Regions from separate parts of the Homo sapiens genome. Here regions 2 and 3 are each linked to region 1. Evidence: read pairs that join two places in POLR2A ChIA-PET (ENCODE). Cell type or tissue: HCT116. All regions are shown on one strand. Links, peaks and the distances in the headings refer to the core of each region. The heading gives the core; the rest is flanking DNA. Region 1 overlaps CCDC187 (coiled-coil domain containing 187). Region 2 has its middle 14 kb from the start of LINC01451. Region 3 overlaps NACC2 (NACC family member 2).

Region 1 (9,568 bases), core at 1,245-9,244:
GGATGCAGCTGCTGCTTGGGGTCCCTGAGGGGCTGGCCTCCCTGAGGAGCTCCCAGCCACACTCTCCTTCCTGCCTGGGTCCCATGAGATCCCCAGTCCTGCTTATCCTCCCCACCCAATCCACCGCTGCCCCCACCTGAAGTCTGGCTCTGCTCTAGGGCCTGGCCAGGACCACCCCATCCAGGAAGCCTCCTCAGCCCCCCAGCAGTGTCCCCTCCCTCCCTCCATCTGCCCCACCCCACCCCCCAGCAAGTCTGCCTGGGGCCACAGGCTTTTTTTTTTTTTTTTTTTGAGACGAAGTCTCCCTGTCGCCCAGGGTGGAGTGCAGTGGCATATCTCGGCTCACTGCAGACTCCGCCCCCCGGGGTTCATGCCATTCTCCTGCCTCAGCCTCCCGAGTAGCTGGGACCACAGGCACCCACCACCTTGCCTGGATAATTTTTTGTATTTTTAGTAGAGACGGGGTTTCACTGTGTTAGCCAGGATGGTCTCCATCTCCTGACCTCGTGATCCACCCGCCTCGGCCTCCCAAAGTGCTGGGATTACAGGCGTGAGACACCGCGCCCGGCCCACAGGCATTTTTACAAGGGACTTGCACGATCATGGGAAGGGGACAGCATTTCTGCAGCTGAGTCCCAGCCCAGGCGAGAGCACCCACCTGCTGCAGCTTGGCCTGGGCCTGCAGCTCGTGCGCTGGGACGACGTCCGTGGGCCCCGGGATGGGGAGGATGTCCACAGGCCCCGGCATGGAGACGACGTCCCTCTGATGCTGCAGAAGCAGCTTCCTGTCCCGGTGCCTGAACAGCTGCGTGTGTCTCAGGTATTGGATTTCCCTCTGAGCAGGCAAAATAAGCAGATGTCAGCATAACCCCGGAGCCAGCAGGGGAAAAGGCCAACAAAAGGGAAGGGGTGTCTGGGGGGATGCCCTGGCCCTCACACTGGGAGGCCTCCCTTTCCCTCCAATTGGCCTTTGCCCGCCCCTCCTGCCGGGCCTAGGATACCCCCATGGCCTTGGGCTTCCCTGGGCTTGGTGGAGGAGGCAGCTGCGGGCGGCAGGAGGGAGGCAGGTACTCTTTCCCCAGGGCCCACGCAGGGCTGGCACAGGCTGGCTGGGCCTCGCCCTCCCTCTCTGCAGGCTCCAGGCACTGCCCCCACCCCGTCACTCCTTTACAACTGTTCTTTCTGTTCCCCACAGCGTCCCTGGTGGACGCACCCTCGGAACAACCTTGCACAGAGCCCAGGGCCGGGCCGGGCCGTTGCACACTCGCCCTGGGAGACAGCAGCTTCACTGGTGAGACGGGAAAGCGAGGCTCTGCCAAGCGGGTGTCTGGTCCATGGCCCCACTGGGGAGTCCCAGACCCCACCTCCACCACGGCATCTCTATCTGCGACACGCAGCCTGGCTGTGGCTGGGAGTCCCTGGCCCCGGCCAGCTCCAGCTCCTCCCGCCTGGGATCCCTGGGCAGCGCCTGTTCTGCCAGGCCCCGTCGTTGCCATGTGACATGCAGACCCCTTCTAAGCCCCTTTTGTTTCCCCGGCTCACGTTGTTCTCTGTGGTGCCTGCCTTTTCCTGTTTCTCCGTATCTGAGAGGACCTGTGCATGGGTCTGTGGCCTGGGTCTCCGCCCCCAGCTCCCTTGCCTGTAATGCCCCATGCCTGACACCCCAGGTCGTAGTATGTACAGGGCATCCAGGGCAGGGATGGGGATCCCGGGGCTTTCCAGTCAACATAAGGTCCTGCACTGACCCCATTTCCCAGCAGAGGGTCGTGGGCAAAGTAGTCCCCCACCCCAGCTCACCTTTTTTTTTTTTGAAACAAGGTCTCACTCTGTTGCCCAGGCTGGAGTGCAGTGGTGCAAGCTCAGCTCACTGCAGCCTTGACCTCCCAAGCTCAAGCAATCCTCCCATCTCAGTCCACCAAATAGCTGGGACTATAGGCATTGGCCACCTATAGTGGCAGATTTATTTTTTGTAGAGACGGGGTCTTGCTATGTTGCCCAGGCCTGTCTCACATTCCTGGGCTCAAGCGATCCTCCCACCTTGGCCTCCCAAAGTGCTGGAATTACGGATGAACTGCCTCACCCAGCCAGGTTCTTTTATCTGTACCAAGGGTGTTAGCGCCAGCCTCTGCCCCACAGCATGGGGGCACTGAAGTGAGGATGCAGGCACAGCGGCCGCGACCTGTGAGGAGCCCTTGAGCCTGTGACCTGGGCAGGGGCCGGCAAGGGTCCTCGTCCTGGCTCTCAGGCTTGCCCCTCAGCCTTGCTCTCTGCCGCAGGCAAAGCCCTGACTCTGGCAGCTTTTCCCCCCTCCACATGTGCCCCCAGCACCGACTTTCCCTGGGGGTCTGCTTCCTCCAGTCCCTGGTGACAACGATGGCAGGAAGGCAGGTGCAGCCACGGATGGAGACCCCTCCCTGCCAGGCGCGGCTAGGGATTCACCTGCACCACCCTCCCAGCCCCCATGCATGTGCACATCAGGCTTCTCCCCATTTTTCAGATGAGGGAACTGGGCTCGGAGCAGCTGGGAAAGTCCTCTGAGGGCGTACATGGCACACGTCCACCCGGGTAAGTGCTGGCTGCACTAAACTCTCCCAACCCCCTGCTTTACAGAGACCACAATTATTCTCTGGTTCCAAGGAGGAAACTGAGGCTCCAAGAGACAAAGCCACTTGCTCAAGGTGACATCCAGCAAAAGGCTGAGCCTGGTCTGGAGCCAGGGCCACAGGGCCACCCTCCACTCTGGCCACGAGGCCCCCAGAAGGCCGCAGACACTCCTTGTGTACAGGACCACGCTCCACCCTGGCCGTGATGCCCTCTTGGGCCGTGGACACTCCTTCTATACTTCGGGGTCCTGTATGGCCCTGGAGGGTGGCAAGGGCTTGGGAATTCTTTAGCTCTGTTGCTGGGGAATGTTCAGATTCCAGGCAAGAAGATGACACGACTGCCTCTGTGAGCCGCCCACCCTGACCCACCAGGCCTGTGCTGGCCCCACCTGCTCCTTCTCCAATCTGCTGAGGGCTTGCTGCTGCTTCTCAACCAGCGCGGCCAGCACAGCTCTGTCCCTCTTGCTGTCCAGGCACCTGGGGGGAGGTGGCAACATCACTGCCAATGTTGACAGCCCGTGCAAGTGGATATAGAAAGTCACAGACACAGCCAGCCCTGGTCGGCCACATCAACCTGGAATGCCCTCCCAAGGTGCAGGCACCAGGGAGGACGCAGCCATGCGTGGACAGGCTTGGAAGCCTTGGGGTGGCCAGATGGCCCAACCCGGGCTGTCACTCTTCCACCCCTCACAGCCACTTTTGGACTTTTGGGTCTAAAGAGACAAAGGCTAGCCGAGAGCCGCCCCTGCCACCCTGAAGGCCCAGCCCAGGCCAGTGGGTCCTCTGGGGAGGGAGGTGGGGGTCACCCACATCCACCCCCCACCCATCATGGAATAAACACCCTCAGTCTGGCCCGCTCAGACACCGGGTGAGGATGTTAACTGGAATCACCTTTCTGGAGACCAATGTGGCAGTATCAAGCGGCTTCCAGATGCATTCTCACTGACCCGGTCATTCCATTTCTAAGGTTTTACCTTAAGGAAATGATCTCTCTATCTTCATTAATAATGGCAAAACGTTGGAGACAACCTAGAGGCCCGGAGATCCGGGACAAGCGAAGGGAGTTACAGCCCTGTCTCTACGCCGGTGCGCCCTGTGTGTTATAGCGGTTATGTAGCTACACAGAAAGGTTTTCCTGACATATAAATTGAAAACGCAAGTTACAAAACAGCACGTACTGCCCATTTGCAAGTTGAAATAGCCATGTGTGTTTCTCCCCAAAACAGAGTATCCGCACTGGGCGTGGTGGCTCTCGCCTGTAATCCCAGCACTTTGAGAGGCCGTGGCTGGCGGATCAACTGAGGTAGGGAGTTCGAGACCAGCCTGACCAACATGGAGAAACCCCATCTCTACTAAAAATACAAAATTAGCTGGGCGTGGTGGCGCACACCTGTAGTCCCAGCTACTCGGGAGACTGAGGCAGGAGAATCCCTTGAACCTGGGAGGCGGAGGTTGCAGTGAGCCTAGATCGCGCCACGCGCCTCTACACTCCAGCCTGAGCAACAAGAGCGAAACTCTGTCTCAAAACAAAACAAAACAAAACAAAAAAACAAAGTATGCACAAAGATGATCTCAGAGGTCACCTTTGGAACGATGGGGGTATTTTTTTATTTGTGTATTGAGTACTTTACTGCCTTATGTAAGTTTCAGCAAACACCTATTACTGTTTGGACCAGTACCTCTTGTTTCTCAAAACGCTGTCGGGGCCACGGGCGGGACCCGGACGGGGCAGGGAGGGGGCGGGGCTACAGCAGGGCGGGGCTACAGCAGGGCGGGGCTACGGCGGGGCGGGGCCGGCGCCAGGCGCATGCGCTCACCCTCGTCGATGCTCCAGCCAGGCCAGCTCCGCGAGCGTTTTCTCCTGGAGCGCCATCTCTCGCAGGCGCAGCAGCGCGGCCTGGTGCTGTGCTCGCAGCTCCTCCTCCCGCAGGCTCCGCTCCAGCATCTGCAGCTTGAAGCGGCCCAAGGCCCCTAAAGCTCTGGGTTCGGTGCTTCCGGGCCTCGCGGGGCTCCAGTAGGGTGGGCCGCGTCACCGCCTAGCTTCTAGACCGCTCCCAGCACAGGCCACCGCCTCCGAGAAGCCCTCTCGGACTGCCCGCCCCTCCCATCCCCCTATGCCGCCCTCGCTTCCCCGACTGTGAGCTGGCGGGGCAGGCAGGATCTTTAGCATCTCGGCCTCACCACCAGCCCTGATCCAGGAAGCCCAGGCCACCTGCCCTAAAATATACAACCTGGGCGGGGGCTAACCCTGCCCAAAGCACCATGTTGAAATGCCTGCCCCCCTCTGTCACCCAGGGCGGGAGGAACGGGCTTGGGTAGCTGTCAGCTGGAAGAGCGGGTGACGCGATCGCCGGAAGAACCTCCCAACCCAGGACCTGCCTTGGCCCTTCTTAGTGGAAGGACAGTTGGGTCCGGGGCCCACTACCAGGGCCGTGCTGGGTCCTGAAATTGTGCCTCTCCCCCAGGGGACCTCTCCACGTACCTGGTGGGTGGGGTTGTCCGGAGGGAAGAACTTGGCCAGGGGAAGCTGGGAGAGGGCTCCGTCAGGGCCCTCCACCTCTGAGGAAGGAAGCGCCATGGTTGGGTCATGTAGGGGGTCTGAGTGCCCCGTGTCAGGGGCCATTTCTACCGGAGGGCCTCATAAAAGTAGGAGGTCTAGGGCAGTTTAGTGTCCCCATCCCATCCCGGACACACAGGGCTTCACGCAGAATCCACAAGACCACGCGGGAAGGGACAGGCAGTCTCTTGATGTGAAGTTGTGGTTTGTGACCCTACTGATCATGGGAAAGACCAGACCAAAAGTAGAGGAAGCTCAGGGAGACAGCCCAGCTGCTCTGCGTCTACAGGCTTCTAAAGGAGGGGAGAGTGAGGCCCAGAGAGGGAGAAGGGCTGTCGGGGTCTAGCACCAAGGAGCTGGCAGGTGACAGCAGATCCCAGATCCCCAGCTGAAGTAGCTGACCTGCTGCCGACCTCTGCTGGCCATGCTTCTGTTCTGAGTGATGGAAAAAGGAGCCTGTACTTCAAGCGATCCTTAAGGACGTTCCCTCCCACCAAAGACAGAGCAAAAGGGACTGGATTTTGGCTTTGCCATCCCATCTGCAACAACTGAAAAAATCACGTAAATACACACACACATGTGTGTTTATATAGAGATATGTGTGTGTATACATATATATATATTTTTTCACACACACATATGAAATAACAGTTTTCCAGGCACTGGACTTGAGGCAACATAGCACAGTGATCCCTGAGAGACAGAAAACAAAGGAGGGGAGGAGACTTGCGATGCTCACGGCTTACTGCCTCAGAGAGTTGCCAGGCTATGGTGAGGGAGGGGAAGCTGGCTGAGCTGGAGGACTCCCTGGGTAGAGGAGACAGCAGAGAGTCTGGGAGGACCAAGGCAGCTGGAGTTTGTGGGGGCAGAGTGTCAGAGAGGAGAGAGTCGCACAGAGAGAGGACCTCTGAGATGTATCAAGTGTCCCTCTGGAGTATTCAGTAGAGAACTGATGGATGAATGCGTGTCAAGAAGCTACCAGATGCTGGGACAGAAGCGTTCCGGGGGACTGGAAGCCTGGTAATGACGCCTGTTTCCAGTAGTCAGGCTGGAGGACCTTAGGACTCCCAGGTCACTGGGCAGGCAGTGTACACAGAACGTTCTTGCCTTGACTGTCGGAAATGATTAGCCCCAGGCTGAGCACTGATCCAGATCGACCTAACACACTATTAATGAAAAGTCTGAAAGGACCAAATTACTTCTAAATAACTGCAGTCCCGAAGAAAGCTTAAGAATGTTTATAGGGGCCAGTGCGGTGGCTCACGCCTGTAATCCCAGCACTTTGGGAGGCCAAGGTGGGTGGATCACGAGGTCAGGAGATGGAGACCATCCTGGCTAACATGGTGAAACCCCGTCTCTACTAAAATACAAAAAATTAGCTGGGCGTGGTGGTGGGCGCCTGTAGTCCCAGGTACTCGGGAGGCTGAGGCAGGGGAATTGCTTGAACCTGGGTGGTAGAGGTTGCAGTGAGCTGAGATTGCGCCACTGCACTCCAGCCTGGCAACAGAGTGAGACTGTCTCAAAAGGAAAAATTAAAAAAAAGGAATGTTTACAAGAATACAAAAATATCTAGCACTCAGCAAGGTAAAATTCACAGGGCCCAGAAGATATGCAAAGAAACCAGAAAAACACAACCAGTAATGAGCAGGATAATTTATTAACAGTATCCCAGGCTTGACGTGGGTGTGAGAATTGGCAGAGAAGGACATTAGAAGTTTCGTAACTCTATCGCATATGTTAAGATGTTAAGTAGAGCCACAGAGGATATAAAACGAAAAGATCCAAATGGAATGTGTAAACTGATGAAAATTAAATCACTTGAGATGAAAAACACACTGGATGGGATGAAGGGCAGACTAGACACTGCAGAAGGAGAGATGAACGAACTGGAAGATATAGCAATAGAAACTATCCAAAAGGAAACAGAGAAGAAAAAAGAATAAAAGAATACAAAGAGCTTCAGTAAGCTCACAACTTCAAGTGGCCTAATGTATGCGTAATTGTGTAAGCTCCAGCCCTACGGGGCTTAGCAGGTGTTCTCCCCATGTGCGGAGATGAGAGATCGTAAGAAATAAAGACACAAGGCAAAGAGAGAAAGAGAAAACAGCTGGGCCCGGGGGACCACTACCATCAAGAAGCGGAGACAGGTAGTGGCCCCCAATGGCTGGGCACGCTCATATTTATTGTATACAAGACAACGGGGCAGGGTAAGGAGTCTTAATCACTGAGTCGTCCAAGTGATTAAAAAGGTCAAGCAAGTCACGTGATCATAGGACAGGGGGCCCTTCCCTTTTAGGTAGCCGAAGCAGAGAGGGAAGGCAGCATACATCAGCGTTTTCTTCTGTGTACTATAAGAAAGATCAGAGACTTTAAGACTTCCACTATTTCTTCTTCTGCTATCTACTACGAACTTTAAAGAGGAACCAGGAGTATGGGAGGAACATGAAAGTAGACAAGGAGGGTGACCACTGAAGCACCACAGGGAGGGGTTTAGGCCTCCGGATGACTGGGGGCAAGCCTGGATAATATCTAACCTCCCACAAGAAGCTGGTGGAGCAGAGCGTTCCCTGACTCCTCCAAGGAAAGGAGACTCCCTTTCATGGTCAGCTAAGTAACGGGTGCCTTCCCAGACACTGGCATTACCGCTTGACCAAGGAGCCCTCAAGCGGCCCTTATGCGGGTGTGACAGAGGCCTCACCTCTTACCTTCCAGGTCACTTCTCACAATGTCCCTTCAGACCTGATGCTATACCCACCGGTTATCCCTAGGTTATATTTGTAATGCAACAAAGAGTAATATTAAAAGCTAAATGATTAATAATGTTTATCCTAATGATTGATAATTGTCCATGATCATCTCTATATCTAATTTGTAATATAACTATTCTTGTTCTAACTATTTTCTTTATTATACTGAAACAGTTTGTGCCTTCAGTCTCTTGCCTCGGCACCTGGGTAATCTTCTGCCCACATAATTGGAGTCCCTGAAGGAGAGGTGAGAGAAAGAGGAGCAAAAAGATATTTGAACAAATAGTGGCTGAACTATTTCCAAATTTGAAGAAAATGAAAAATCCACAGGTCGAAGAATCTCAACAAACCCAGAGGACAAGAAATATGGTCTGGGCGTGGTGGCTCCTGCCTATAATCCCAGCACTTTGGGAGGCTGAAGTGGGCAAATCACCTCAGGTCAGGAGTTCAAGACCAGCCTGGCCAACATGGTGAAATCCTGTCTCTACAAAAATACAAAAATTAGCCGGGTGTGGTGGTGGGTGCCTGTAATCCCAGCTACTTGGGAGGCTGAGGCAGGAGAATCGCTTGAACCTGAGACGCAGAGGTTGCAGTGAGCCGAGATTGTGCCATTGCACTCCAGCTTGGGCAACAGAGCGAGACTCTGTCTCAAAAAATAAAAATTAAAAAATGAAGAATAACAATAACAAAGGACATCATAATAAAATTGCTCAAAACCAGTAACAAAGAGAAAGTCTTTTTTTTTTTTTTTTTTTGAGACGGAGTCTCACTCTGTCAGCCAGGCTGGAGTGCGGTGGCGCGATCTCGGCTCACTGCAAGCTCCGCCTCCTGGGTTCACGCCATTCTCCTGCCTCAGCCTCCCGAGTAGCTGGGACTACAGGCACCCGCCACCGCATCTGGCTAATTTTTTGTATTTTTAGTAGAGATGGGGTTTCACCATGTTAGCCAGGATGGTCTTGATCTCCTGACCTCGTGATCCACCTGCCTGGGCCTCCCACAGTGCTGGGATTCCAGGTGTGAGCCACCACGCCTGGCTGAGAAAGTCAAAAGCAGCCAGAGAAACAAAGACACGGTGATGTACTGACGAACCAAGAAGAATGGCAATCAATTTCTTGTCACAAATAATGCAAGCAAGAAGACAATGGAGCAATGTCTTCAAAGTACTGAAAGGGAAAAACTGCACCTAGAATTCTATGTCCAGGAAAGAGTACGTCAAAAACAGAGATGAGATGAAGGTGTCCTTAGACATCCAAAAGCTAAAGACACCAGCAGACACGCACCACCAGAAATGCTAAGGGAAATCCTTCCAGCAGAAGGAAAAGGATGCGGGTTAGAAATCTACATCTACCGGAAGCAATGGAGAGCACCAGAAATGGTAAAATGACGACTATGTGCAGATGTAAATATAAACACATATATTATTTAAAACTTTTAACAAGATAATTGGCTGTTTAAACAAAATGATAACAATGTATCGCAGAGTTTATAAAACATTTAAAATAAGCCTGGGCAACATGGCAAAACCCCATCTCTACAAAAAATACAAAAATGGCCGGGCGTGGTGGCTCACGCCTGTAATCCCAGCACTTTGGGAGATCGAGGCAGGTGGATCACCTGAGGTCAGGACTTCGAGACCAGCCTGGCCAACATGGTGAAACCCC
Region 2 (9,568 bases), core at 338-8,337, 360 kb after region 1:
ACAGCAGGTGCATGGTGGCCGAGCTCCAACCATGTCCATCCAAACCCAACCTGGTTGGCCCTTGCTGGAGACAAACCCCAACCCCGTCCGGCAGATGCCCACCTGCAGGGTGGGACTGCGGGGGTGGCAGGGGCTCCTGGGTTGGTGGTGTGCCCCGGGGTGCCGGAGATGCCTCGGACCGGGAAGCCAGAGCCACGACGGGTCGGGGCAGGGGTCGGGGCAGGGCGGGGCAGGGGTGGGGGCAGGGCGGGGGCAGGGGTGGGGGCAGGGCGGGGGCAGGGGTGGGGGCAGGGCGGGGGCACCTGCACTCTCAGCCCTTGCAGCTGCCAGCCTGGGGTCTGGTGCTGGGAATCCCATGCTGGGGGAGAAGAAGCTGTTTATTGGGAGCTGAGCGATCCTCTAATCTCTGCCTTATCGCCGCCTGTTTGCCCAGTGAGAGTGCAAACACAGGGGTGGAGGTCACAGGGCTGTGGGGAGGGGCCCACACTATTTGCCTGACTTCTCCCAGTGGTGTTAAAAATAGCACAGAGCTCTGGGCTCAGAGGGGTCTACGGAGTTCCCGCCTGGCCCCTGGCTCACGGGCACCAGCTGCCAGGTGGAGGCCTGAGGTATTGACACTCCCCGGCTCTGTGTTTGGCTTCTGATAGCGGCCCAGGAGGGCGTGGCTGGAGGGGCCCTTTCTCAAGAAAAGCCCAGAGAAGTGGTGTCCAGCCCCCTGCCCTGCCCACCTCGCCGCCCCCCACACCATCCCAGCCCACACCTGGACTGGGGGCAGGGGGGACCCAGGAAGCCCAGCTGGAGCACGGGGAGGGGCTGGAGGCTGGCTCCCAGCTCCCTGCTGCTGCCAGGACTGGCTGGGGCTGGGGTAGTGAAGCCCCAGGGAGAGGCAGGCCCAGTGCCGAGTCTGAGCCCATCCAGGGAGCCCCGTGCTCTGCCCCTAGAAGGCAGCATTGCCTGGTGGTGGCGGCACCTGAAGGGTTCCATGACCTGGTGCAGCCGCGGAACTGTGGAGCCTGTTTCCCCAGCTGCAAAGACGGGTACTCATGGTTCCTACGTCCTGAGGTGTGGCAGAGATGGATGCAAAGCTCATTGCAATGCAGGCATCAGCACTGCTCCACAGCCTCCAAGCCGAGGCCCTGCCTGTCCTAGCGTGCTTCTCACGGTCATCCCCGCCTGGTGGAGGACACAGGCTGGTGCCGGCTCCTGGCACCCCGAAGAAGATCCTTTTCCTTTCTGAGTTGAATGAGATTTAATCACCCTCATTACCTGGTTTACAGTGCCTCTGGGGTGCTTCAAAGCTCTCCTGGCACCAGCAGCGTGGGGAGCCCTCCCTGCCCCCGGGAGACGGATGTTGGCTGGAAGATCCCCAGGTTCATGGAGCCACGGGGCCACCCCACAGGCTTTGGGCCCAAAGGACCTGGAGAATGGGGCAGGGAGATGATGGGTGGGCTTGGTGCCCTTGAGGCGCCTCGACGGGGCCACCAGACCGGCAGGTGCCATCACTGTATCTGCCCGGCACAGACACAGACTCGCTCCACCCCCAGGGCTGCAAGGCCAGGCAGGGTGGGCCCGGCCAAGGCGGTGATAACACAGTGGCCATCTCGGGGGTGGGCCAGCTCGGGCCAGGGCTGCGGCGCCACATGGATGGGGCCGGGGCATCTTCCTGAGCACCCCTCCACAAAAATAAAAGTAGTAAACAACATCATATTTTATGTCTGTGCTGGCATAAAGACAAATATATTCATATTATGTATTAAAGCATTTTCTTGGCCCTAAAAGTTCAGTTTTTTTCTCCTGATTTTAAAAGAAATTAAAATATTTCTGTGAGGCCCTGCAAGCCTCCCAGGTGCTGGTGTTCGGGCCTAAAGCCGGAGTCGGCCCGCAGGGGATGCCAGAGCTCAGAGATGGGGACCGAGAGAGGGGTTAGAAAAGCGTCTCAGAGCCATCGGGCCGGGAGAGAAGAGGCAGGAAGAAAGGGGGGTCGCAGAGACGGTTGTGGAGGCCAGCTGGTCCCAGCAGCCGTGCCTGTGGCCACAGCGGCCGGAGGTGGCAGCAGCTGGACGAGATCCCGCAACATCCTGGAGGCTGCGGGCGGGGCGCGTGGAAGTTGGGGGCTGCGGGCGGGGCGCGTGGAAGGTGGGGGCTGGGGCTCCGGGGAAAGTACTGCTGCTGGGGTCGGCTACGGTGGGGCCTGGGTCCAGCTTTCTGGGGACTCAGTGAGCAGGGGTGCTGAGGCCCAAGCTGGCTGCCGGGGAGATCAAGTGGCTGGCCCGAGCCCCAGGCCTCAGTTTCCCCACCTGTACAAGGGAGGGTTGGATAAGAGGGTCTCCAGAGAGGTTCCTAAAAGCCAAAGGAAGAAATTGTGGTGCTGGCGGAAAGGGGAGTGTCATCTCGGTCAAGGGGTCTTCACCCAGTATTCCAGAAAGGCGATGGGGTGAGGCAGCTCCCCCCGGCCCCACAATCACTGTGTCTTCCAGCTAGAGCTCAGCCCTCTCTCCCGGGACTCCTCCTGGGGTCTGCCTGCCCAGGGACAGACGCCGGGCCAGCTGCCAGCCGGCCCTCTGTCCCCCTACCTGTGGGCGAGCGCCTCCCCCTGCCTTCTTGCTCCCTCAGGGAAGCTGCCATCAATCAGGCCCCAGCGTTTCCTGTCACTGCGCAGGTTCCCACGGCCTCTGCCCTTGACCCCCAGCCTGGGCATGGCCCGCCCACCCTCCTTGGCCCCCAGCAGCCCCTCAAGGACGCAGGGCAGGCCCCCCGGGCCTGGTGGTAGCAACCCTGCCTCATGGACCTGCCTGTCCTGTGAACACTGGGAGAGCCACTCAGAATCCTGGCTTCGGACACCGCCCTGTGCACCTCGAGGAAGAAGCTGCAGCTGATGGCACAGGTGAGCAAGCGGGAACTCCACAGGCTCCCTGCCCTGGGTTTGCCCCTGGGGCCCTCGGCTCCTCTCCCCAGCAACCTGTGTGTCCGGGATTCCCCCGCCTCTGTCCTGTGTCCAGCTGGGGAGTGGGGCCCCGGGATGGATCGTGGGAACAGCCACGGGGCCACTGAACAAGGCTTGAGAGGGCTGGGCAGGGTGGAGGCGGCTGCACCTGTGCCTGTCTTGCTGGGGGGTCCCTGGAGACTGGGGTCCTCGCCTGGGCCCTGTGCCCACCACTCTGCACTTTGGTTTCCTGGTGGCATCAGGACCCATCACTCTGGGCCAGCCGAGGGCTATCCAGCTAGGACACCCAGGCCTGGTGGCTGCCCAAGGCCCCTGAGCCTGGGCCCGGTCAGGGCTTCCCAGCCCCTTCTCCCTTCTTGGCAAACAAAGGCCCTGCCAGCCATATGCTGCGACTCTGATTTGTTGGGCGGGGGACCTGGGGCATTGGGCACACCTCACCCCACCCACCCTGGCACAGCACAAATGCTTCTTAGCCTGCACAGTTCCTCTCTGCACCCCATAACCTCTCAAACTAAGCTGCTCCCCACAGCTGGGTCACCATCACCCCAGCTGCCCAACCGAGGCGTGTCACAGTGAAGGCCCCAGCCCTGCCTGTTGCAGGGGGGAGGGGAGGGGGGCGACGACACCACCCTGTCCCCAGCTCCACTCCCTCAGGCACCGTCTCCTCCTCACAGCCCCCACTGGTCTCCTTACTGCGGTGCCCAAGACCCATCCTGGACTGGGGTCTGGTGCTGGGAATCTCACACTGGACCCCCAACCTGGCTCCCATGGGCCTGTCCTGCCCAGCCCCAGGCTGCCCCTCAGCAGCTCTCACCCCCTAGACCCCAGACTCCTGTCTCCCCTTCCCCACTCCTCCCAGGCTGGGCTGGGTCCCGCTGTGCCCATGTCTGCCCGCATATCTGTAGGACCACTCGCTGCCTCACCCCTGCACCCCCACCTGCCGGCCACAGCCACTCCCAGCCTGCACCTGCCAGGGCTTCACAAATGACCAAGGGGAAATGAAAACACAACTCTTCTGAGTTCAGCTGTCCAAGGCAGAGGCTGGGCAGTGCCCCCTGCCCACCAGCTCCTGGAGCTGAGCCAGGGGCTCTGGGAGTGGGGGAAGGAGTCAAAGACCCCCGAGCAGAGGAGAGACTGGAGAGGGACTGGTTGGGGTGAATCGGCCTCCAGCGTCTTCCAGCAAAGCGTCTCCTCCCACCCACGCTGGCCTGCGACCATTCCCCAGACACCTGGCGCCACCCACCGGGCCAAGTGGAGGCTGCGTGTGGGAGGGCTGTAGCCCTCAATGCCCTGGGGTGCTCAGATGAGGAGGGGGCTGAGAAGGGGAGGGGCCCTAGATGGGGAGGAACAGAGAAGCCCTGTTAGACGCATGCCTTGAAGAAACTTGGTTTACACACACACACATGCTTCCATGTGCATGCACACACTGGCAGACACACGTACATACACACGCACACATGCTCACACAGATGCCCATGCTTGCACACACCCATCCACGCTCACTAATACACATGCACGCATGCTCACAAACTGATGCCCGCATGCTCACGCACAAGCACACGTGCTCACACACACATACGCATGCATGCTCACACACATATACACGTACATGCATGCTCACACGTGCACACATACACACGCACCCATACTCACACACATACATACATGCCTGCACACACACACGCATGCTCACACAGACTACCGCATGCTCGCACACGCACACATGCACACATGCTCACATACATACACGCATGCATGCTCACACATATACACACGCATGCATGCTCACACACATGCTCGCACACATACATACACACATGCTTACACACACACGCACGCATGCTCACAGACTCCCGCATGCTCACACACGTGCTAACACACGCACGTGCTCACACATACACATGCACAAATGATCACACACACACCTGCATGCATGATCACACATGCACACATATGCACCCATGCTTGCACACATGCTGACACACATACGCACGCAGGCATGGTCACACGCATACACACGCACACATGCTCTCTCACACACACACATACATGCACACACATACATGCTCACACACACGCACACATACACACACACCCATGCTCGCACACACACACGCATGCTCACACACGCACACACGCACCCATGCTCACACACACACCACACAAGCATGCTCCCACACATACACACATACATGCTCTCACACACTCTATCACACATACGACTGTTCCTGGGGCTGTGCTGCCCTCCTGTGGCTGCTGACAACTCCATGTCCAGCCCACTCAGCTGCCGGATCCCCAGGAGGGCCACCATGGATGTCTGGGGCCGAGGAGGCACACAGCCACCCGGGGCCAGGGAGCACCGAGGCCTGGGTAAGGGCAGAAGCCGCCAAGCCCCCGGTTTGCTCCACCCCTCAGTCCCCATCACAGTCTGGGCCAGGACTCAGAGCCCTGGGTTCCCCAACGAACCTGCCCCTCCAGGGAACCCAGGACCCCTTAGGACAGAGCTCCAGACCCCATCAAGGACTAAAGGAAGAAAATTAAGCACAAACAAGGTAGAAGAAATAATGAAAACACGAGTGGACAGAAATGAAGTAAAAAGTGGACAAACAACAGAGAAAATCAAGGAAAGCAAGAGTGAGTGATTCGGAAAGATCCACAGAACCCACAGATTTCCAGCTGGACGAATCAAAGGAAACAAAAAGAAGAAACCACAAATCAGCACTGTCAGAAAGGAGAGGAGGCGCCATCTCACCTCCCACAGACACCGAGAGAGTGAGTGTCAGGAAGGAGAGGAGGTGTTGTCTCACCTCCCACAGACACTGACAGAGTGAACGTGTCAGGAAGGAGAGGAGGCGCCGTCTCACCTCCCACAGACAGCAAGAGAGTGAACGTGTCAGGAAGGAGAGGAGGCGCCATCTCACCTCCCACAGACACCGACAGAGTGAGTGTCAGGAAGGAGAGGAGGTGTTGTCTCACCTCCCACAGACACTGACAGAGTGAACGTGTCAGGAAGGAGAGGAGGCGCCATCTCACCTCCCACAGACAGCAAGAGAGTGAACGTGTCAGGAAGGAGAGGAGGCACCATCTCACCTCCCACAGACACCGACAGAGTGAACGTGTCAGGAAGGAGAGGAGGCGCCGTCTCACCTCCCACAGACACCGAGAGAGTGAACGTTTAGGAACGAGAGAAGGCGCCATCTCACCTCCCACAGACAGCGAGAGAGTGAACGTGTCAGGAAGGAGAGGAGGTGTCGTCTCACCTCCCACAGACGCCGACAGAGTGAAAGTGTCAGGAAGGAGAGGAGGCGCCGTCTCACCTCCCACAGACGCCGACAGAGTGAAAGTGTCAGGAAGGAGAGGAGGCGCCGTCTCACCTCCCACAGACACCGAGAGAGTGAACGTGTCAGGAAGGAGAGGAGGCGCCATCTCACCTCCCACAGACACCGAGAGAGTGAACGTGTCAGGAAGGAGAGGAGGTGTCGTCTCAACTCCCACAGACACCGAGAGAGTGAACGTTTAGGAACGAGAGAAGGCGCCATCTCACCTCCCACAGACAGCGAGAAAGTGAACGTGTCAGGAAGGAGAGGAGGCGTCGTCTCACCTCCCACAGACACCGAGAGAGTGAACGTGTCAGGAAGGACAGGAGGCGCCATCTCACCTCCCACAGACAGCGAGAGAGTGAACGTGTCAGGAAGGAGAGGAGGCACCATCTCACCTCCCACAGACACCGACAGAGTGAACGTGTCAGGAAGGAGAGGAGGCGCTGTCTCACCTCCCACAGACACCGAGAGAGTGAACGTTTAGGAACGAGAGAAGGCGCCATCTCACCTCCCACAGACAGCGAGAGAGTGAACGTGTCAGGAAGGAGAGGAGGCGTCGTCTCACCTCCCACAGACACCGACAGAGTGAAAGTGTCAGGAAGGAGAGGAGGCGCCATCTCACCTCCCACAGACAGCGAGACAGTGAACGTCTCAAGTTTATTAACAGCTTTATGACCACAAATTTCCCAACTTAGATGACATAGAAAAATTCCTTGAAAGACACTAATTGTTGGATCTGGCAGAAGAAGTTTCATCACCAAAATGGCCCTAGATCTAGTAAAGAAATTCCATATACAACTAAAACCTTCCCACAAAGACAATTCCTGGCCCAGATGTCTTCCCTGGTGAATGCAACCAAACATTTAGGGAACAAATAATATCCATTCTACACAGACTCTTCCCAGAAATACAAGTTTCGAGGCCACCATTACCACAAGCTCAAAACCAGAAGAGATATCATGGGAAAAGGAAATTACAGGCCAACTTTCCTCACAGACATGGACACAAAATAGTTTCTAGAACACTTGCCTGAAAAGCAAATAGAGGCCGGGCGTGGTGGCCCACGCCCGTGATCCCAGCACTTTGGGAGGCCAAGGAGGGCGGATTTCTTGAGGTCAGGAGTTTGAGACCATCTTGGTCAGCATGGTGAAAACCCGTCTCTACTAAAAATACAAAAATTAGTCGGGTGGTGGGGTGCACCTGTAATCCCAGCTACTTGGGAGGCTGAGACAAGAGAGTCACTTGAACCTGGGAGGCGGAGGTTGCAGTGATCCGAGATCGTGCCATTGCACTACAGCCCAGGCAATAAAGCGAGACTTCGTCTCAAAAAAAAAAAAAAAAAAGCAAATAGAATAATTTTTTTTAAACACATAGACACAAAAGTTGTAATGAAATAAATGCAAAGTAAATCGAATTGTGCAATATATAAAGAGGATAATACATCAACACCAAGGGGAGTTTATCCCAGGAAGGCAAGGGATCCAGCTTTCTTTTTCCTTTTTTTTTTTTTTTTTGAGATGGATTCTCGCTCTGTCACCCAGGCTGGAGTGCGGTGGCAGGATCTGGGCTCACTGCAAGCTCCGCCTCCCGGGTTCACACCATTCTCCTGCCTCAGCGTCTTGAGTAGCTGGGACTACAGGCACCAACCACCACACCCGGCTAATTTTTTTGTATTTTTAGTAGAAACAGGGTTTCACCGTGTTAGCCAGGATGGTCTCAATCTCCTGACTTTGTGTCCGCCTACCTCGGCCTCCCAAAGTGCTGAGATTACAGGTGTGAGCCACTGTGCCTGGCCCCTTTTTTTTTTTTTTTTTTTTTGAGATGGAATCTTGCTCTGTCACCCAGGCTGGAGTACAGTGGTGCGATTCTGGCTCACTGCAACCCAGCAGCCTCCGCCTCCCAGGTTCAAGTGATTCTCCCGCCTCAGCCTGCCAAGTAGCTGGGATCACAGGTGCGCGCCACCACGCTCGGCTAATTTTTGTATTTTTAGTAGAGACAGGGTTTCACCATATTGGCCAAGCTGGTCTCAAACCCCTGACCTCGTGATCCACCCACCTCAGCCTCCCAAAGTGCTGGGATTACAGGCGTGAGCCACTGTGCCCGGCCAGGATTCAGCTTTCTAAAGTCAATCAGCATAATTTACCATGTCCAGCTAACTAACAGACAGAGAGGGACTCCCTAAAAGAAGAGCTGTTTATTTGGGACTAGCAAGCTGCAAAGGGAATGCTTGGCCTCTGTAAACTACGTGCATATTCCTGTAGGGAAAGGAAGAGGAGGGTTTCTAAGGGAAAATGGGGAGAATCATGTTGTTTTGAAAATTATCCTTGGCTACAAATACCAACAGCTGGGGTGAGGCCAGTCAGAGGTTGGACAGGCGGTGGCTGAGCAGACGTCCTTGGAGAAGCATTGTTTGGGTCTCAAGGCCTTCGTGCAGGGCTGTGGTGCCCATAGTCTTTTTCCTCAGGCACAGGCATGACACATCTCTTCAGGACCTCGCCCAGCTCTGTTTGTCACGGTTTGGTGGTGGTGGTGGTGGTGTTTTATTGGTTATTGAGATGCCGTTTTGCTCTCGTTGCCCAGTCTGGAGTGCAGTGGTGCGATCTCGGCTCACTGCAGCCTCTGCCTCCCGGGTTCAAGCGGTTCTCCTGCCTCAGCCTCCCGAGTAGCTGGAATTACAGGCACATGCCACCACACCAGGCTAATTTTTGTATTTTTAGTAGAGACGGGGTTTCACCGTGTCGGTCAGGCTGGTCTGGAACTCCTGACCTCCGGTGATCCTCCTGCCTCAGCCTCCCAAAGTGCTGGGATTACAGGCATGAGCCACCGTGCCCAGCCTGTTGTTGTTTTAACACCAGTGACCTTATATTTATTCTGACAACTTTCACATTCATGTTAACAGAATAAGAAAAAAATCCATGTAATCCCCTCAGGCAAAATCATGACAAAATGCGTCATCGTTCGTGGTGCAAACTCTCAGCAAACCAGCAATGGAAGGGAGCCAACTACACCGACAAGACCATCTATCCAAACCCATCGCTGAAGCCATGGCTGATGGTGAAACACAGAAGGCCCCGGCCGAGGTGGGGAGCAGGGCCGGGGGCTTCTCTCGCCACCTCCCTCTGCGCCGTGCAGGAAGTCCCGGGGCAATAGGGCAGGAAAAGGAAAGGAAGACATACATGATCCGACATGTAGAAAATCCTTTTAAGGCCGGGTGTCGTGGCTCACGTAATCCCAGCACTTTGGGAGCCCAGGAGTTGGAGACCAGCCTGGGCAACACAGCAAGACCCTGTCTCTATAAAAAAAT
Region 3 (9,568 bases), core at 1,201-9,200, 220 kb before region 1:
GGGGGTGCAGGGGAGGCGGAGGCAGGCATTTCGCAATCTCTAGCTCAGATGCAAGGCCCCTGACAACGCCAGGCAGGGACGCCTGCGCCTCACCCTCTGGGAGGTTTCCCCATCAGCCAGAGGGGAACTGCACTGGGCGTTTCCCTTCCGGTGGATACGATGTTTTTCTTTCACCCCTGGGTGCACCCCACCCCCAGCTCATCTTGCTCCGGGGTCTCCCGAGGCTGCCGGCCACAGGGCCAGGAGGAAGGTCCCTGCCTGCCGCAGGGGTGATGGCTTAAGGCCCAGGAGGGCGCCCTGAAGTGACTGCTGCAGAGATGAGGGCTGGTGGGTGGGAAGCACTGAGCGTCCCGAGCCAGCGTCCACCTGATGGGGACCGAGACGGGGCCTGCCTCGCTGCGGGTGGGGGGGCTTGAACTCGGCCCCATCAACCTCACACACCCATGCATGGCGCCTTCTCGCAGCTTTGCTCCTGACTGCAACAAACTGAAAACAACCTGAATGTCCTTTGATAAGGCACTGGAGAAATCAAACGTGGCGGCTCCTTCTGACGGGTGGTGACGCGGGACCTGGAGGGAGGGAGGAGAGGCACGAGACAGACACCGCATGGAGACCCTTGCCGTGAGGCCACACAGACCATGGGGCGGGGGCTGTGCCGGGGACAAAAGGCAATTAACTTTATCTGTAATATTTTGACTTATTTCAAAAACAGGAGAACAGCCCTACAGGACAAACTGTCCATGGTTCTTAACGCGAGAGAGGGTGGAACAGGCACACGCATTACCACACACCAAGGTGCAGCTCCGGGACCCTCGGCAATCGCTCAGGCCCGCCTCTCACTCAACAGGTAGGGAGACTGAGGCCAGGGAGGAGGAGGAGCTCAGCCTGCAGGGACCTTAGAACACGCTAGTCCTACCAGCCCAGAGAGACAGCTACCTGCCTCCACTCCTGCACGGCCTGGCGAGGGCAGCAGCCAGCCTCCTGCGTGGGTGTGAGGACGTTCCCCGGACGAGCCCGGGACACGGAGGGCACGGGGAGCTAGCACCCAGGGGCAGCTCCAGGTCAGGCGACGGCCCCTCCCTCTACCTGCTCCCCCCATGGCACCGCCAACCCAGCACACCCAGCGACGCCAGCAACGTCACAGCCAGTAACCTAGATTTTAACCAAGAAATCACACACCCCCTTTCTCTGCCCCACTTATGGGCTTGCCGAACAGAAAAACCATGACAAGAAACCCAGACTGTGGCATCCAGAGCCAAACTGTATGGTAGGTGGGCGGGAGCAGGCCTGGCCTCCCAGCCGCCCACTTTCCACCTCGCTGGCATCAGCGACACCCGTGCAAAGGCAGAGAATGCCGCGCAGCACCTGCGGCCTGGACAAAGCCCTGCAGGAACATGGCCTTGAGGGTGTCCCCACCCCTCAGCCCCAATGGGACTGTACCTCGTGTGGTCTGAGTACGGGGGAGTTGGAGGGAAGGACTCACCAGAGCAGCTGCCTCCCGTCCCCACCCAACACACATCCGGGACTCCACAGAGCCGCTTCCTGGCTGCGGTCCTGCTGACTCCCCAAAAACCCATCAAGGCAGGTGGGCGTGAGGGCTTCTAGCTCACGAAGTCCAGGCGATGTGAGGGCTTAAGGCTGACCCAGCACCCAGGGGCAGATGCATGGGACAAGTCACGAGGCTTCACCGTGCTCCCAGCAAACCCGACACCCAGCCCTGGCTCCCATCACCCCAAACACACCAAGGCCCAAGGTCACATTGGAGCAGCAGGGGGCTGTGCAGGGAGGACCCTGGGAAGATGTTTGGATACGATGGGTCTGTTTCCATCTCCATGGTGCAGCTCCCTGACCCGTCGGCAACCCGTCGGCAGGGCCCTGTCTGGCTGCCATTGTCGGCAGGGCACTGTCTGGCTGCCATCAATGGGGGATGTCCTCAGGGACTGTAGGGGTGCCCAGCCTGTCTGGGGTTCTGCCCTGGGACTGGAGCCCATGGACAGAGCTCCTTCCCAACAGGGGCCCTGGGTGGGCCTTGGGAGCCTTCCCCAGCAGCCTCTGGCTGGTCCCCTGCCTTCCCTGGGGTGGCTGTCAGCAGGGGCAGAGGGAAAGCGCACATGGGGCGGATTCCCCGGAGGCCTCAGCCAGCCGGGTCCACAAGCACTGACATCCTGTACGGCCTCTGTGGTGAGCCGGAGCCCGGTGTGCTCTGCCCTCAGGAAGGGCCAATTCCGTAGCTAGCAAAGCTCCCAGTCTCAGGACAAATCAAGCCCTACCCCCTACCACTAAAAGAAAACAAAAGCTGTGAAGCCCAGATCGAGGTGGCCTGTGAGCTGGCATTCTGTGGGATTCATGCAAACACAGCAATATACATTTAAACCAAGTGCGGAGTTCTCAGGAAGACACCACGGAGCCCAGAGCACCTGCTGGCAAGGCAGTGGCTTCTCCTGCAGGCGGAGAGGGAGCCAGGTTGGCCAAAGCAGTGGTTACCCTGCTGTCCCGGCTGTGGTGACAGACGCTGCACAGGGACCCAGCTGGCCTAGGGGTCCAAGCTGGTGGGTGGTCCTGGCCCCCTCTGCCCCCAACCAGCACTGCAGGAGGGGAAGGGCAGGGGGGCGTCCCATCAGGGCACAGGGATATGCGTGGTGGGGTGGAGAGAGTCCCTACACTGCCCCTCGGGGTCCACCACCTGCCCGTGGCTGGCATTATGCACCCGCACCCAGGCCCAGGCCGCTGCACACAGGCCCTGCATGCAGACCAGCCAGGTGGCCAGCCCAGACACACAGTCAGGTTGCAGGGACACCCGATCCTGGGCACCAACTGTGGGACTCTGCCCAGCAAAGCCTGAACAGTCTCCAGAGGCTGTAACCAGGAATCTCCAATTAGGGCAACCTGGGTTTGTGGGGCCCAGGACGGGGAGCAGCCCTCCTTGAAAGAAAGGAACGGAGAGGAGGGGGAGCGACTGCTCACTCGGCTCAGCACACTGGGCGCTTCCTGGCCCATCCCTGGCGCGGGGCCTGGAGAGGTGGTGGCAAAGGGGCTGGGTTCAGGGGACTCTCTAGACCTGGCCGGGTGAGGCGCAGACTGAGGTTAAAGGGGAAGTAGGCGGGTCCTCCCGTACACCGCGTGGCGCCAGGCCCTTCACAGACGGGGAACGTGAACCCTGGGGCAGGTCCCTGGGCCACGGGACACCTGCGTTTCCTCATCTATCCAGTGGAGACAAGACCCTTCCTACAGGCTGGCAGAGTCTCCTAGGAGTTCTTGTCTCATCCAGGACCAAGTCTGAACCCCATGGTGAACAGAGCTCTGCCACCTCCTCCAGGCTTGGTGGGGGGCTCCCCTGTGGCCCCGCAGGCCTCCGGCCCAGTGGCCTCCTGAGCCACCCGGGTCCCAGGCAGGCCCCGCTTCCCAGCCAGGTGGTGTGGGGCTCCACCCCGCCGCGTTACCTGCATAGCTGCCGGAGGCCTTGATGTACATCTGGCCGTACTGCTCCTCCACCATGGTGTCGTAGGCCTCGTCGTCCTCCTCGTCCTCCTCGTTGTGGTACGAGGTGGGGCTGTCGGTGGTGGGCAGGCTGCTGGCGCCTGGACTGGTCCGCTCCCCCTGGGGGTAGGGCATCTGCTGGATGCCGGGGATGAGGGTGGCCAGGCTGGGCACCCCGTAGTAGGAGACACGGGGCAGTTTGAGAGGGGCTGTGCCCGCCGCCACCGCAGCCCCCGCGGCCACCGCCACGCCGTCCCGGGGCCCCGTCTCCAGCGGGCGCTTGGGGGCCAGGCCTGGGCCGGCCGGCGGCAGCTCCATGGCTTCATGCTTTACTCGGGTCAGCAGCGGGATGGGCACCGAGGGGGACACGACGTAGGGGGCCGCGGCGGCGGCGGCCGGCTGCAGCTGGTTGCAGGGGCTCTGGGGCTCGGAGCCGGCGTCCTCGATCACAGCGGTCTGCGAGTCGCAGTGGGGCGAGCTCACCTTGAACATGAGGTCGGTGCCGCGCTCCACGATGTGCTGGATCTGCAGGAAGCCGGCCGTGTACATGACCACGAGCTGCTCGCTGGCCGTCATGGTGAGCCTGCCCGTGTAGCAGAAGGACAGGATCTGCTGGAAGCAGGCGGGCGGCACGGAGCCGGGCAGCTCGAAGGCGCTCTTGCTGTTGCCGCTGAACAGGTCGCGGAAGTAGAGGCTGCTGGCGGCCAGCACCGCCCGGTGGGCCTTGAAGGCCTGGCCCTTGACCACGATGGACACATCGCAGTAGAGGCCCAGCAGGCGCTGCTCGTTCAGGCAGCCCAGCACTGTGTTCCCGAAGTTGGGGATCTCGATGTGCAGCATCTGAGACATGGCGGGCGGGCAGCGGCGGGGCTGGGCTCTCAGCGCGGGGCGGCCCTAGCGGGGCTCATCTGTGGGGGGCAGGAGGCACGTGGTCAGTTCCTCCAGGTCACGGGCTCCCCGCTCAAGGGGCCGTTCCCACCCCCTCCTCCCCCGCCGGGGGCTTACAAAGAGCGAGCCTTCCGCACGCGCCCTCCCCCGCCCCTCCTGGCTGGGACACTCCAGAGAAGGGACACGGGGTCTCCCAGACCCCCTGGCAGACGGGCAAGAGGGCCCGGCCAGCACTGCTGCAGATCCCCGGGGTGCTGCCCGGCAGGAGTGCGCCCACGCCACTCCCAGGGGGCTGCTCTTAGCGACTCGGTCTCAGCAGGCGAGGAGGAGCGCAGGCCTGAACCTGCCCCGGGACAGGAGGTGGGGGCCGCCGGGGGAGCCTCTGGGCAAACCTGCAGCCACTCTCCTCCCCTCAAAAAAGTTCCAGCCCGCACAGGAGCTCCCGGGAGGGGCCGCGCTGGAGCAGCGGGGAAGGAGGGAGGGAGGGGGGTCTCTGGAGCTGTGCAGTTTGCGGTTTGCTTTCCCTCTCTTCCCTCCGAGCAGCCTCGCAGAGGGCCCCTGCGGGGAAGGCGGGCCAGCGTCCCCTAGTCCCCCTGAGCCTCCCGGGCAGGTAGGGAATGGCTGGGGGTGCCGGGAAGTCCGCTGAAGCCGCGTCCACTCCTCCCTCGCGCAGAGAGACCACCCTGGGCGCGCCCGCTCCGTTCTCCCGTGCTCTCCTGGCTCGGACCAGACCCAGGTTCCCAAGCCGCCGCCAGGGCAGGAGTTGGGAAGCCTGTCGCAGCCCCACTCGCGGACGCCCCCCACCCCGCTCGCCTCGCTCCCCACGCGGGCCAATCCCGACGGCCCGGCCCCAACCCAGGTGACTACAGGGGTCCCAGCCCTCGCCGGGCTGCCCGGACCCCGGGGCTGGGAGCTGGGGAGGGCGCCGCTGTTTATCTGGTGCGGACTCCGGAGGGGGCGGGGGCGGCCCAGAAGGCGCCAGCCCAACTCCGCAGGGCCGCACAAAGGCCGCTGTGTCCCACGGGAGGAAAGTGCGGGCGGCCGCAGAGGCGCCGGGTGGCGGGAGGAGGGCGGAGCCACCGCGCCGGGAGCTGGGCAGGTGGACGCGCGCCGGGGGCGGCCCGCAGTGCCCCCGCTGCGGAGAAGTTGCCGGCCGGTCGGGAAGACCTACCTTCAGCCGCTGCGGCCGCCGGCCGGCACTGCCCGCTCCGCCTGGCAGGACAGGCTCCCCGCACGCAGCCCGCCTGCCCAGCTGCTCCGCGAATGCAGCAAACGGAGCGGGAGCCCTGGGGCGGGGAGGGCGCAGGGAGCCGGCAAGGAGGAGGAGGAGGAGGAGGAGGAGGAGGAGGAGATGGTGGAGGAGGAGGAGGAGGAGGAGGGCAGAGCGCCTGGGCGCTGGGCTCGCGGCCGCAGCTCAGCTGCACCCAGGCCGGCCCTCCCGGGCAGCGCACCGCATCTCAATGAAGGGGCCGGATGCAGACGAACGTTCCGGCGGCTCGGGAATGAATAGCCGCCTTTGATTTGGGAGCCGAAGTAAATGCCAGCTCCCAGCCCCGGCTTTAAAAACAGTGGAGTGTTGGTGCCAGAGGAATGCGCGGCCCCGGGTGCTGGTACGAGACAGACTTTTGATGACTCACTGCAATGCAAACAAAGATGGCAGAAATACTGTACAGTAGTGGAGAAATGCTTCCCGGTGCCACGGCAACTGAGACAGCCTGGAAATTTATGGTGCAGTTTTGCATATGAATTACCCAGTAAACTGCCTCCCGGCCTTCCAGGACAGCCCCAGTGTCAAAGCATTTAAACTATTCCAAACAGTCTGCAGAGCTGGCAGAGCTGAACTCCTCCAGCGAGGGTGGGGAATGGGCAGAGGCGCCAGGGGGAGGGGGTGAGGGGGTCAGGACAGCTAGGGGAGCCAGGGAAGGGGAGGGGAGGTACAGCAGGGGGTGAAGAGAGGCACAGAAACGGCAGGCAGTGGGTGGGTGAGGCGGCACCCCAGGTCCTGGGGGCCTTAGAGCTGTGTCCTCTGCCCAGGCGGCAGGCCCGGGAGTCCAGCCCCAGCACCCCTCCCCATCCCACTCCCAGCGCCCTCCTGGCACTTTAAGAAAAGAGCGACTTTGTGGCCGGGCAACCAGGAGCCGGAAGGGGCAGCCCCGCCTGAGAGGTCCCAGCAGAGGGCAAAGCGGCCGCCTCGCTCCTCCCGCACACTCCTGGCTGCGGCCACACAGGCTGCACCTCCTGCCCAAGGGGGTCTGCAGCGTCTGGCTGTTATTGAGCCTTTTCCTGGGAAGGGGCTGCTGCTGTGCAGGACTTGTGGTGGCCCCGGGACCCCTCCAGAGAATGTGTACTTCATCCTGGGCTCATACCAGCCTCTCTGCGTGGGGCCCTGAGGCTGACCTCTGGACTGCCCAGCCTCAGTTTCCCTGCCACTGGCTGTGACCCCCAGGAAGAGCACATTCCACCCAAAAGAAGGGGCAGGGTCCAGGCTCGAGGCCTTGAGGTGAGCCCCCTCCTGCTTGGCCAGCTGCCTCCACCACCCTCGGGGTAACCCTGGCAGCAGGATGCGGAGGAGGCCCGAACAGGCCTGGTGGGAGGCAAGGCGACACAGCCCTGCCCCTCACTCCCGGCGCCCCTCTGAGGCATCCGGAGACCAGAGAGAGGGCCATCTGGCTCCTCCCTAGTCACACACCATGGGCTCAGCTTCTCCAGACCAGACAAAAAGCCACTGAATGGGGACGGGAAGAGATCCAGGTGCGGGGAAGCTGCCGGCAAAGGCCCGTGGAGGTGGCTTCGTGCCTAGTGTTTTCTGCCTCCTACAAGGGGCTGGTGACAACTCAAGGAGACTGGGATGGGGGCGTTTACAGAAACGTCCCCACTCGGCCATGCTGATGAGCTGGGCTCCACCGGGCCAGGAGACACAGGGCCCAGCTGTCACCCTCCCCGCCACACCCTCCACCCTCAGGTCCCCACTTAGTTTCTGCCTCATCCAGGAAGTCTGCCAAGTGCCCTCATAAGCTCGGCAAGGGCTGAATGCTGGACACAACCCGGGCAGGGGGGTACAAGAGAGGGGCCTGTGCAACACAGCACAGAGGGCAGAGGCCCCTAGACAGCTCCCTTCACAGACCCACTGCGCCCACCACCAGGAGCCTCCCAGAGAGCCCGTGGCTTCTGTTGTGGGCAACTTCGCCCCAAGGACGGGGGGGTAGGGATGTCTGAGTCATACAGGGGCTTTTGTACCAAAAGAGGGGACAGGCAGAGGCCAGCACGGCGCACCGGTTCCTGGGGGTCCCAAGTACCTGGGCTGGGTAGGGCAGCAGCCAGGGCTGACACAGACAGCAAGGGACAATGTAGGCTCTCAGCCTGTCCCTTCCAGCAGCAAGAGGGTCCTGGCCTGTTGGCAAGGCTGAAATCCTAGGTCCCGTGGGCACCAGCCACTTCCTGTAAGGACACCTCAGCCTCAGACGCTGAGCTGTGAACTGGGGTTATGATTTACCCTCAGATGGTTCCTGGGGGTGAATGGAACAATGTTTGTGAAGCCGGCGGCTGAAGCCTCACACACAGAAAGCCGGTGATGCCTGCAACCTGCTGTGACCTGGGCAGGAGAGCAGCTCTCAGCTGGGCATCCAGGTGGGCGTCTTAACGCCCAGCCCAGTTCGGCCTGCGTCCGCACCTCAGGAGCTGGAGCCCCAGGGCTGGGGGACAGACCAGCTCTCCCAGAGAAGGGACCATTATTCCCTTTGAAGGTGATGGGGCCGTGTGGTCCCTGGGGATCGAGGACAACTGGAGCTTTTGCTGGCTTGTCCTCAGGCCACCTGCACCGGTGAGGCTGCAGCCCCACGCCCCAGCCTGCTGAGAGCCGGACAGGAGCTGGTTTTAGGTTGCTTTCTTGGAAGGCTCAAGAACAAAGCTGAACTTTAGGAGAAAAGAATAAAATAAAGGCTTGGCTCACGCCCCCAGGGCCAGGAAAGCAGACACACGGGGGCTGACCCTCCTGCTACACCCAGAGAGGAGGGGGCCGAGGGCCCAGGTGGGCCCAGGGACGTGAGCAGAGCTGTCTGCTCAGGAGGGCAGGGGCCAAGCCTGGTTCTCAGACATCAGGGCATCCCCACCCTCCCCTGCACATTCTCCAGTGACTCAGTTTCCCCACCACTTTGCTTCCCAAGCAACACCTCCTATTGTTTCCCCTTCTCGGTGAGATTCAACACACTCATTCACTTATGGAAAGTTCTGCAGAGCCAGGCAAAAAATCAGAGGTCGCCAACTTTGTTTACCCCAGCCATCCTCAGGGTTGTGGCACCAACGACCCTTGCTCTCAAAACGCCCTTCAGAACAGAACCCACTTTGGAGAACCTCTGCAGGTGACCCAAGGCCCGAGTCCACTCCCTGCAGCTGTGCCAGCCTTCGGTGCCCCACCCCACACAGACACACAGAGGAGGCTGGGTTCCTCTGAGCCCACAAGCCACCCTCAGGAATAAGAAAATACAGGTGGCTGTGGTGTCGGAGTGGGGGGTCTCTCCTCTGCAGAGCCTCACTTGAGGAAGGCTGAGATCCAGGCCTGCCCTGCCCTGGGGTTAGGGGTTGCCCACCATGATGAGCCCCATACCCAGCAACCTGCCGATGGGTGAGAGGAGCCCGCGGGGAGGACAGGGGCTCACTGGAACTGCAGCCAGACGCGCACACAGGGGTTGGGGCAGCGTCTCCAGAACGACCCCCCTGCCTGAGTGTCGTCCCGGCAGGATTCACACAAGGACACAGGTTACAAGGTTGGTGCCAGGCCAGGGCACCTGGGTCCTGGCATCAAGTACCCAGGAGCAGAGGCTCTGGCAGGTACAAGACCCCTGAAAGCATCCCCCAGGCCAGAGGACTGGGACAGGGACCAGTCAGGCAGCCCAACAGGAGGAGCCCTTTTCCTGGGGCCCAGCCAGGCAGCTCCATGGTCTGAGGGCCTCGCCCAGAGTCCCCAGAAACCCTGCCCCCTCCACCCCTAGATTGTAAAGCACTTTCTAAGCCCAGCACAGCAAACCAGAGGAATGCGGCACTGAATTTCTGCAGGATCACCACCAGCAAGGGGAAGGGAGGCGAGAAAAATTAAATTAAATTAAATTATCTTGCAGGATTTAATTTCACCAATCTAATAAGAGGTTCTGGACCTCAGCAAATGCACAGCCATTAAACACGTGGTAGAGGAAGGAGAGAGGCGGGG

Evidence for each region. ChIA-PET counts read pairs that join two places held together with the same protein. Peaks named below come from ENCODE experiments on the same cell type or tissue, not always from the same donor. Only the 100,000 strongest peaks of a DNase experiment are listed, where the experiment ranks them.
Region 2: POLR2A ChIA-PET joins it to region 1 with 10 read pairs; 2 of 35 experiments call an interaction of 5 or more read pairs at or near these places.
Region 3: POLR2A ChIA-PET joins it to region 1 with 13 read pairs; 2 of 35 experiments call an interaction of 5 or more read pairs at or near these places.

The regions. Positions count from the first base shown.
Region 1 is chr9:136,262,964-136,272,531 of GRCh38, forward strand. CCDC187 (coiled-coil domain containing 187) reads right to left here. Exons shown (of 26, transcript NM_001378188.1): 15 at 5,086-5,162; 16 at 4,421-4,548; 17 at 2,993-3,080; 18 at 659-835. Among named protein-coding and RNA genes, the nearest start is that of QSOX2, 22 kb to the left of the region's middle. RefSeq lists silencers at 4,274-4,433, 4,498-4,873 and an enhancer at 4,674-4,743. In HCT116, for the core only: no CTCF peak of the experiment used is centred there; a DNase peak (open chromatin) is centred at 4,468; H3K4me3 peaks cover 1,244 bases; H3K27ac peaks cover 616 bases.
Region 2 is chr9:136,626,402-136,635,969 of GRCh38, forward strand. No RefSeq gene overlaps it. Among named protein-coding and RNA genes, the nearest start is that of LINC01451, 14 kb to the left of the region's middle. RefSeq lists enhancers at 3,302-3,833, 4,064-4,183, 4,366-4,897, 4,898-5,429. In HCT116, for the core only: CTCF peaks have their summits at 1,141, 4,186 (motif pointing left) and 5,195 (motif pointing left); DNase peaks (open chromatin) are centred at 4,188 and 5,200.
Region 3 is chr9:136,046,196-136,055,763 of GRCh38, forward strand. NACC2 (NACC family member 2) reads right to left here. Exons shown (of 6, transcript NM_144653.5): 2 at 3,441-4,385. The coding sequence starts at 4,326. Among named protein-coding and RNA genes, the nearest start is that of NACC2, 44 kb to the right of the region's middle. RefSeq lists an enhancer at 4,950-5,526. In HCT116, for the core only: no CTCF peak of the experiment used is centred there; a DNase peak (open chromatin) is centred at 5,986; H3K4me3 peaks cover 2,718 bases; H3K27ac peaks cover 3,981 bases.